Linked DNA regions of Homo sapiens: region 1 is linked to region 2. A link is a contact called in ENCODE Hi-C or POLR2A ChIA-PET data. All regions are on one chromosome and are shown on one strand. The core of a region is the stretch at or near the end of the contact, and the rest is flanking DNA. Distances in the headings are between cores, read along the strand shown.

Evidence for each region. A loop is a pair of places that touch in the nucleus more often than their neighbours do. ChIA-PET counts read pairs that join two places held with the same protein, here RNA polymerase II (POLR2A). Pooled maps may share reads with other maps.
Region 1: a map with no recorded cell type shows a loop between it and region 2 (5-fold over the local background). The contact joins the enhancer-like site here to the promoter of MOXD1 in region 2. A Hi-C loop is called at or near these places in 3 of 168 maps with a recorded cell type or tissue (B cell, GM12878 and IMR-90), 24 of 37 single-sample maps with no recorded cell type and 8 of 50 pooled maps. POLR2A ChIA-PET finds 5 or more read pairs at or near these places in 2 of 52 experiments (GM12878 and OCI-LY7).

Annotation. Positions count from the first base shown.
Region 1 is chr6:132,453,662-132,458,634 of GRCh38, reverse strand. STX7 (syntaxin 7) reads left to right here. Exons shown (of 10, transcript NM_003569.3): 10 at 1-4,973. Among named protein-coding and RNA genes, the nearest start is that of MOXD1, 55 kb to the right of the region's middle. Within about 2 kb of position 1,544, at least 2 of the 41 ENCODE cell types and tissues checked have a DNase peak (open chromatin) inside an H3K27ac peak, as active enhancers do.
Region 2 is chr6:132,397,890-132,402,753 of GRCh38, reverse strand. It overlaps MOXD1 (monooxygenase DBH like 1), which reads left to right and starts at 1,279. Exons shown (of 12, transcript NM_015529.4): 1 at 1,279-1,591. The coding sequence starts at 1,328. RefSeq lists silencers at 1,066-1,205, 1,226-1,395, 1,526-1,575.

The sequences.
Region 1 (4,973 bases), core at 295-2,794, 56 kb before region 2:
GAACTGCTGTGAAAAGTGAAGGTTGCCCTGTGGAGATTAAAATTAGAGTTGTTTTCATAACTGACAGCATGGTGAATCCATTTGAGTCAAAGTGAAGAATTTCCTCATCAAGTGACTATACATTTGTTTTTGTGTGCTCAAAAGAAATACTCAAACACAGACTGATATTAACCAGCCAGGTAAATTGAACGACAATGTGGCATTAGGTATTTGGCTGTTTATTGGTCGTTAAATACTATGGTTTTGCAATATGATTGATGGTAAAAGAGTGATGTCATATTGATACTAGAGTAGCTTGTTTTTTTAGTAGGTGTGGGACCATCTCTTTTACAAGTGCAACTCAGTCTAGGACAGCCATGGATGCAGTGTCTGGAGTTGGACCCTCTGAGCCCGCTGGCTGCCCCAGTAGCATCTGCATTGGTGACCAAGGACACTGCACTTTGAAGAGGTCGCCACTGGGTTATTTAGTGTCTTCACTGCTTTTGTTAAAAATTGTAAAATTTTGTACACAAAAAGTTGTGTTTTTGAATATCAATTGTTTAGACACACCTACAATGATAAATAAGTGCCTTTAAAGGCCCCTCTTTCCATGAAATACATCTGTGGTTTAGCAAGGAAAGTACAAAATAGTTTATGTAGTTGGTATAATTTTTATTTGTGTCTTCATGTAGAAAAAATGAATGTCATAATAAAATATAAAACTTACGTAAAGAAAATAAAGTCATTGTCCACCTTAATAGCTAAGGTCCACAAGGGTAACTTATGCAGCATTTATTTTTTTTGAAAGTCAAAATTGAATTTATTTCTTTCACATGGCTGGTTTGCTGCAATATGAAGTTTCAGAATGGGCTGAAGTAAGTTGATTGAGGGATTTGAGTTGAATGACATTTTCAAGTTCATTTAAATATGATAAAAATTCATTGGTGGTAAATAACATCTGTCTTTCCTGGAAAAAAAAAAGTTGTGTATTTTCATGATTCAGTTAAAACAAAAAATGAGCCTGTGAATCCCAGGCCTTTTTAGTCCTCCATAACATTTGAACAGTTTGACTTGTCAGCAAAGAAATACACTTATCAAATTTTAAACCAATGGGAGCCTGAAAGTGTTACAGTGTACTGCTTCTTTGACAAAATTCTGTTTAACAACTACCCTAACATAATTTATAAATCAATTAAGATAAAACCATTTTTTTCTGAGTATTTAGGAATTTGTGTCCTCAAAATACTGTGACATGAAAGATAGGAAAGAAATTACCTGGTTGCCAGACATGCACGATTATCTTTCCTCATTTCAGCTGGATTTTCCAAAGTCAGTAGATTGGATAAAGCAGCATCTCATTCACTGAGGTCACAAGATAGGTAGGAAACTTCTTTAATGTGAATTTTGCATATTTTAACAATTCAGTTAGAAAAACAGAAACCACTTGATGGATTATAAGTGTAAAGTGTTTTAACATAGGGAATTAGACATCAAAAGGGTGGGTGAGGAAGGTGTCTGCGGCCCCAAAGTGGGTGGATCTCAGGAGCTGGCCCAGGCACTGCTGTGACTCTTGAGAACATCCAGAAGGCTGTGCTGTTGGCGTGCAGCACTGACAGTGTGTCTCAGGGAGCTGTCCCCAGCTGTCAGCTGTTAATAGCTCCAAAGCCAGTGCCTTGCAAGAGATTTTGAAACTGCTGTGAAACTCATGTCCTCTGCCCGCCTACACTTCTGTCTGCAGTGGCCTCTGAGGAAAGATGGTCTCTCCTTTTCTCATGGTCAACTCTCAACTTAGAACCAGAGACAGAAGGAGTTTGTGGGAAGTGTGGTTTCTGGTCTACCTGCACTGCAGAGGACATTCTAGAAAGAGAAGTGAGTTGACAGTCTAGCATAATTGTGAAACAAACACTGAGATGTACAGTTCAAACCACGTGAAGTGGAAGCCTCAGAATTTTCCTCACTTTCATTAAAGATTCTTTGATGGAAAAATTTAGAAGCATTGGCTCTAGATGGTAAGCAAGTCATTTTTTTCCAACCAAAATAAAAAATACATATACTAAGCTTCTGGGGCCCCAGGACTTAACACAGTTTCCTTCCTTCCTTCCCTTCTTCCTTCCCTCCCGTAGTAGTTGCTTAATAAATACTTAATTTGGCACTTATTTGGGGCCGGCTTTTTGCCAGGCTACTACATGCCTGGGCATAGTGTTCTAAGAGTGAACCAAAAGAATAAGCTTCCTGCCCTCAGGGAGTTTATGTTTTGTTATTTGGCATATAAAAAGAACTTGGTGTGTTAAAAGAAGGGAAATAGCTGTGTGAAAGGAATGAGGCAAGGAAGAAAGGGAATGTCTAAATATAAATCTCCGTTTGGACCAGCCTCCTGTTTATCCAGTTTTCCTTACTAAGTAACTGAATTTCATTTTCTTTTCTTAATTGACAGACTACCAGAAAATTGCTAGTTTTCTAAAGAGAAACTACTGATTTGAGTGATGATCTGTGTGTAATGGCTCCAAAAAGGAGCCGTTCTCTTGGTGGCAGCAGTTGGATTCAGAGCTTGGGCATCCTGATCATCAGGACAGACATTTACAGGATATGTATAGAATTACTGCCCCAAATAGAGGGCAAAGCACTAGACAGAAGGGTGAGATCCAAGGGGAATTTGGAATCTATATTTCATCAGAATGCACTCAAAGCAAAAACAGTAAGTATGCTCCATATAAAGAAATGTTTCTTAAAATGTTTTTAATTTAACCCTACCCATCCCTTGGCAAATCTTTTTCTTTTAAATCAAATAGGAATAAAGAAGAAAATCTTCCTATTGGCCCATTTTCTCATTATTCAAATACCATATCAATACACCAATTTTAATTCTTTGTTTTTGTAATCATTTGGTTAACATGAATATTATGTAATATTTTTCTCCAAATAATCCTAATTTTAAATGCAGAAATAGAGCTAAATAACACACTAAATAGGTTTTTGTAGACACTGTAGCTTCTGGCAAGTTTTTAAGAGGTTGGTCACTTAATTGCTTAGAGTGGGATTCCCGTAGGTTTTGTGTAGTGATGGCATTTATGCTTAAAATGTAAGTGGTGGAAGGCAAAACCAGATTTCCTGTCCAGTCGTTACACGCACAACACCTCTACTTGTTGACGAGGGAGTTTTCTAGAACTGAATTGAATCTTTAAATAAACTTGAAAGGGCATTAATTCCCACTTTGGCCAACCCAAAGTACAAATTTTTAAGTGTTTACTGTAAGTATCGTTAGGCAGTAGTTACTAACTCCAACACCTAATAGCATTGGTAGAAAGCTTATAAATGCAGTTATTTAGCCTCGACTAAGATTTTTCTGATACCTAGTTTCACTTTTTAATGCCCTCTGAAAGTTTTTTGATCAGTTGTTTAATGGGAGATCTGAAATGTTAAACTCAGACCAGAAAGAAGAGAACCTGTTTTCTAGAAATTAGGTTTTTAATCCAAGTAAGATGCAAGCTTTTGCTTTTTTAATAACTTGTATAGCTAAAAACTTGACGGTGAAAAGCTCTCAGATCAAAGCTGATCCTTCTGTCAGTAATGATTCTAAAAATAAGCAAGATTTTAATGGGGAATATATTTTATTTCATTCTTATCTCAAACCTAGGTACTGTGGTCGTTTTGAGTTCATTTCGAGGCATTTTCAATGTGCCTCAGGCCACATCCAACCTCTTCCCAGGGCCAGATTTAATGTTCAGCCTCATAAAGGTTATCATAGTTTTAACATTTAAGTACTATTTTGCAGTGGGTATATACCAAAATTTGCTAATAGTAAGATAACCTTAGTTATATATCATTCACGTTAGTTCTATCTTGGAGGCAATAAACATTTCTTGTTCAAGAAATTCATGTTCTATCTTGGAGGCAATAAACAAACATTTTTTGTTCAAAATTAGGGCTACCCTATTGTCCTTATGTCTTTTCCTGATCTGTGGTCAAACATTTTTCTTAGTCATTTAGAAATTTTCTATGTTGTTTTAAATTTTCTTTAAATCTAGAATGGAGTATGTGACCAATACTTTCCTTTGGAATGGTATGGACATTTGAAATAGAGCCCATTCTTTATAAAGTATAAAATATGTTTAATGCTAGTATTTTTAACTAAACTTTTGAGAAACTAGATTCACATGCTGTTGTAAGAAATAATACAGAGACCTCTTTCGTGTACCTTTCACTTTGTTTCCCACACAGTGAACATCTTTCAAAACTGTCATACAATATCATACCCAGGATACTGACACTGGTATAGCTAAGATAGAGAACGTTTCCACACAGAACTTTTTCTAGCACAGGGATCCCTCATCTTGCTTTTGATGACCATACCCACTTCACTCCCATCCCTACTCCCTTCTTAACCCTTGGCAACCATAATCTGTTCTCCATTTTTATAGTTTTTTTTTTTTTCATTTCAATAAAGCTGTATAACTGGAATCATAATAATATGTAACCTTTTGGGATTGGCTTTTTTTCATTTAGCATGATTTTCTGGAGGTTAATCCAGCTTATTATGTGTATCAAGTCTATTGACAGGTACTTTTTAGTGTGAATAGAATCCCATAGTATAGATGTACCACAGTTTGTTTAACTGTTCACCTGCTGAGAGACATTGGGCCAGTTTTTGGCTACTATAAATAAAGTTGCTATAAACATTTGTGTACAAGTTTTTGTGTGAACATAATCTAGTTTTCTGGGTCAAATGCCCAGCAGTTATATAGTAGTTGGGTCATATAGTAGTTGAATGTTTAGTTTTTAAGAAATTGCCAAACTTATACCAAGTAGCTGTACTATTTTATATACCCACCAGTGGTGTATGAGTGATCTAGTTGCTTCATGTCCTTTTCAGCATTTGGTGGTGTCTCTTTTTTATTTTAGTCATTCTGATAAGTGTATAGTGACAGCTCATTGCAGTTTTGATTTACCATTTTCCCTTCGCTAATGGCAATGATGTTGAGCATCTTTGTTTCATA
Region 2 (4,864 bases), core at 30-2,529:
CAAATATTCCCGTATCCTTAGAAGAATATAAATTAGATGCATGACGGTAACTTTGGAAAAGTTATGGGAAAAGATAGGCAGGGGGAAAAACAGGCTGAAATACGAGGTGAGGAGAGAGAATGAGGAGTGTAGGGTGGCTAGTGTGGAGCTTGCTCTTCTTACCCATATTTCTCATCTGATATTCTCTCTTATTTGTTTTTCTATTTTGCATTGTTTGTATTTTTATAAAGACAAAATTTCGAACTTTTTTGGAAACTTGGCAGATCATAAATAAAGGAATAAATAAGCAAGGTAAATTTTAGTGGCCATATTTGTATTTAGCATTCTAAAGACAGGAGTGGTCAAAGGTAGAGGCAAAACCAAAACAAAACAAACTTTTGACAAACATGGTTATGGCCAGAACTTGGAATAGCAAGAAAAGAGAATGTTAAATTAAAATATAACTCTCAAATGACAATTCACCCCTTACCTTCTCTGCTGATGGCAAAGTAGTTTGGCTGACTTTGTCCCATCAACGCCAAACCAAACCAAACAAAAACTAGGTGAAGGCAAGCGTCAGGGCTCCAACTCCTGCCGTGAGGAGCAAGCTCTGCGGCCCCGCAGGGTGGGAGGGTGAGAGAAATTCTCGAGGTGGGGGGCTGGGGAAAGTGAAGTGTGTCCCTCCATTGCAATAGGGACGTCACTGGGAACAAAGGCTCTGGAAAGTCGACAGCAACGGATACGGAGACGTGAAGGTTACCCTGGACGGGCCTTTCTGTGCATCGCACCCCAGACTACCCCCTTTGCTCACTCAATTCCTCCTCTCCAGGCTAAACTTGCTCTCTGCCGTCAATGTCCATTCTTTCCCTGGTAACCTCTCGCCCACGTCCCGCAGAGCCCACGCTCTTCCCGCTCTAGGATTCTCTTGCCCTCCTCCTTTTCCCTCTGCCTCTGGCCTCCTTTTCTCCTCTCTCGGCGTCTGCCTCCTCCTGCCTCCTCCTCCCTTTCTTTCCGGGAAGCCCCTCGCTTTCCTTCCCACCGAGCCCCGACCTCGGGGACCAAGTCAGGGGTCGGGGGCTGCAAGTGGATCCGCTGGAAGGGCCGGGCAGGGTGAGAGTTGGCGGGGCTGGGACCCGACGGGACGGAACGGGACGGGACCGGACGGGACGCGGCGCGCCCTGCAGGCGGCCCGGGGCGGGGAGAGCGGGTCCTGCCCCTCCCGGGCGGGCGCGCGGCCGGCCCGAGGGGCGGTCCCTGGGCTCCCGCTCGCCGCCGCTGCCGCTCCTCGTTCTGCTCCTCACTCCCCAGCGGCTGGAGGCCGGTACCGGCGGGCAGGAGGCGCCCGAGGATGTGCTGCTGGCCGCTGCTCCTGCTGTGGGGGCTGCTCCCCGGGACGGCGGCGGGGGGCTCGGGCCGAACCTATCCGCACCGGACCCTCCTGGACTCGGAGGGCAAGTACTGGCTGGGCTGGAGCCAGCGGGGCAGCCAGATCGCCTTCCGCCTCCAGGTGCGCACTGCAGGCTACGTGGGCTTCGGCTTCTCGCCCACCGGGGCCATGGCGTCCGCCGACATCGTCGTGGGCGGGGTGGCCCACGGGCGGCCCTACCTCCAGGTAAGCGCGTCTCCTCCCGGAGCCCGCCCGGCCGAGCCCGGTCCCGTCCGGACCCCAGAGAGGGCGCAGGTGCGGGTCGTCCCCGGGGCCCGCAGCTCTCTCTCACCTGGCGCAGCCCCGCGCCCCCGGCCACGCTCACTCTCGCCTCCGCGGGCAGCGCCTGCTCTCCCGGAGCCCCAGAAGGCGCGCGGTAGGGAAGCCGAGCACGGATGACCCCAGGCAGGTTTCCTTCTTTGAACACTTTCCTGTCCCCAGCGCCCCACTTAATAGACGCCCCCCCGCCTACACACCTGCAATACACCCCGCTTCATCCCTGATGGGAAGGGAGAAGGACCTAGGCTTTGGCTTTGGGGACCTAATGGGACAGCTCTCAGAGGAGGGAAGGGACAGAGCGCTTTAGTACGTCGCGGACTTGCTGTCTAGGAGTGGAAATCTCAGAACTTCCCAAATCGTGGCTATTTGGGAGCCTCCAGGCGCGGGGCTGATGTCAGCTACACCATTCTCCAGAAGAATGAAGGGCCCCTAAGAATCGCTTAGGGACTTTCCTATTCCGAGAGCTGTTCAGGAAGCCACATTTAGAGACCAAAATCGAAGGTCCCCAGGCAAAATATCCTATGAAGTGACAAAACTTTGGCTTACTTTAATAACCAATAAAGTTAATTTGACCGCTGCTGATTTACTTTGAAGGAGCCTAAGTAACCACCTTGCCTGTTCATGGGTGCTTTACTAAATAGAAAGAAAAAAAAAAAGGAAGAAGAAGATTGTGAGATGACCAGAATGATTAGGTGGCTAGGTTTCCTGGACATCCTTGCTTGATCGTGACCAACGTTTGGATGGCGGTGAACGTACACGCTTTGTTATTATAAAAATTCATCCGAACATACTGCCCTTTGCTAAAAGTCTTGATCCAGATGAAAACTCCGAATTGTTCTGGCATTGCATTAAGGCTTTGATAGTATTTAAATCAGTGTTCTCCGTGGATTTAGAGTGCGCTTCTTAGTAATTTTATCCCCAGGTTCTTTTCGACTGAAATATGCCATCAAACTTGAACGCTGATTCTGGCACTGAGCTGTTAACTCTGGAAGGAAATAAAGTGACAACAATAAAAAGTTCAAAACCACTCTATTATCTATTTTTTCATAAATTAATCGTTTCTTCCCCCAAATAAGTAACTTTACAACTCCAATAAAATAAAGTTTTATGAGGATTGCATTCTGCTGAAGTCACTGATGTATAAATATTCTCCTCCTGCAGCATCTCAGACATTAACTTTATGAACCAAGTATTTGACCACAAATGCAGGCCTCACTAGGGGAATGACTCATTCTCCTGTAATATAAAGTAGACAATACCTTATTTAAATACCTATTTAACGTTTTTTAAAAAAGAAATTTTACCGTTTAGGGAGAGGAGTATAGTATGCCCCTTAACTATCCTTGCATGTTCTACAAAAGGGAGCATAACTCTTACTATGCTAATATTATAAAATGGGACATACTTTGAATGTTAACTCCATATTATTTTCCCTCAAAGAGTAGCATTTCTAGAAAGCCCAGCCAATTGTATGTCAAATGAAAAGCCGTGAGTAGAATTCTGATTCAACATGCCATAATAGGCCCACCACAAAGATAAACTTGGTTAAACTACAGTGTTTTCACCCTGTTTGTGGTTCTTCATAGAGATTGCATAGGACTTAGTTAAGTACTCTTTAGATTGATTTTGAAACATAGAAATTTTCTTAAAGTAATTAGTGAATACACATCACTATGAGATAAATTATGACTGGCTGCATTCTCAATACATTTAATGAGCAATAAATAGGACTTCCCGTCCATTTTTATTCCTAAGGAAATAAAATCATTTTTACATGTAAAGGATGATCGTTTTCTTACTTGGCTGACATATTTTACCTTCCATTTCCATAAACATTCTACTCATTTTAGGACATATAAAATGCATTAAAATTATGCTATTCAATTAAATGGAAAGACAGTTAACTTAAAATCTGTTTAATAAGATGAAATACACCAAATAATATAAATGAAATAAATGTATCAATTTCAGTTTTATTATTCAGGCTGAATGATTCCATTCTCCAACGCTCGAAATTCAGTCTCCTCTCTAGAAACTATTTATTTAAGGTTCTTCATACACTAGTGTGAGAAGAGTATTTTCAGCAACTATACCAAAAAGTGAATAGGATTCTCTTTTTTTTTTTTTTTTTTTTGACAAAGTCTCTCTTTATTGCCCAGGCTAGATTGCACTGGTGCAATCTCGGCTCACTGCAACCTCACCTCTCAGGTTCAAGTGATTCTCGTGCCTCAGCCTCCCGAGTAGCTGGGATTACAGGCGCCTGTCACCATGCCAGGCTGATTTTTGTATTTTAGTAGGGACCGGGTTTCACCAGGCTGGCCAGGCTGGTCTCAAACTCCTGACCTCAGGTGATCCACCTGCCTCGGCCTCCTAAAGTGCTGGGATTACAGGCGTGAGCCACCACGCCAGGCCATAAATAGGATTCTTAAATGTAGCATATTTGATTCTATTAGTAGACTTCATGTTTTGTGTAATTTTGCTCCCGGCGAGAACAACATTTATATAGAACAATGACACAAAAAACATTGGCTCCCGGGGCATCAATAAATGCACAGCAGCCACTAAGAGTTGGACAATTACACCAGGGTGTATGATAATAACCTAAGTTGCTATCCTAGTCACCTCATCATGTGGCTTTTTGGCATGTATTTTATTTTATCCTTTTAAATTTAATTTTAAACTAAAACTTTAGTTTTTAAAAATTTTTCTGACTTTTATTTTCCTAATTATATTAAACTCTTCTTTCAAAAGGGTGTTAACTCCTTGAGAACTATGTAAGTGTAAATTTTTATCGATCAGGTAGAGAATCATTGGCTTAATAGATGTCACAAGTCCAAATGTCTATAGATGTCAGGAAATAAATCTAAGAGTGACTGGAGGCCATTAACTTAAGTGAAACAAGCTAGATGCAGAAAGATAAATACTGCATGTTCTCACTTATAAGTGGGAGATAAATAATGTGTACACAAGGATGTGGAGTGTGGAATGATAGACAATAGAGACTCAAAAGGGTGAAGGAGTGGGAAGGTGTGGAGGAATAGAAATTACTTATTTGTTACAATGTATGTTATTTGGGTTATGGATACACTAAAAGCCCTGACTTCACCACTATGCAATCTCTGTGTGTAAAGAATCTGCACTTGTAACGCATACATTTATATAAATTAAAAAATGAGAAAA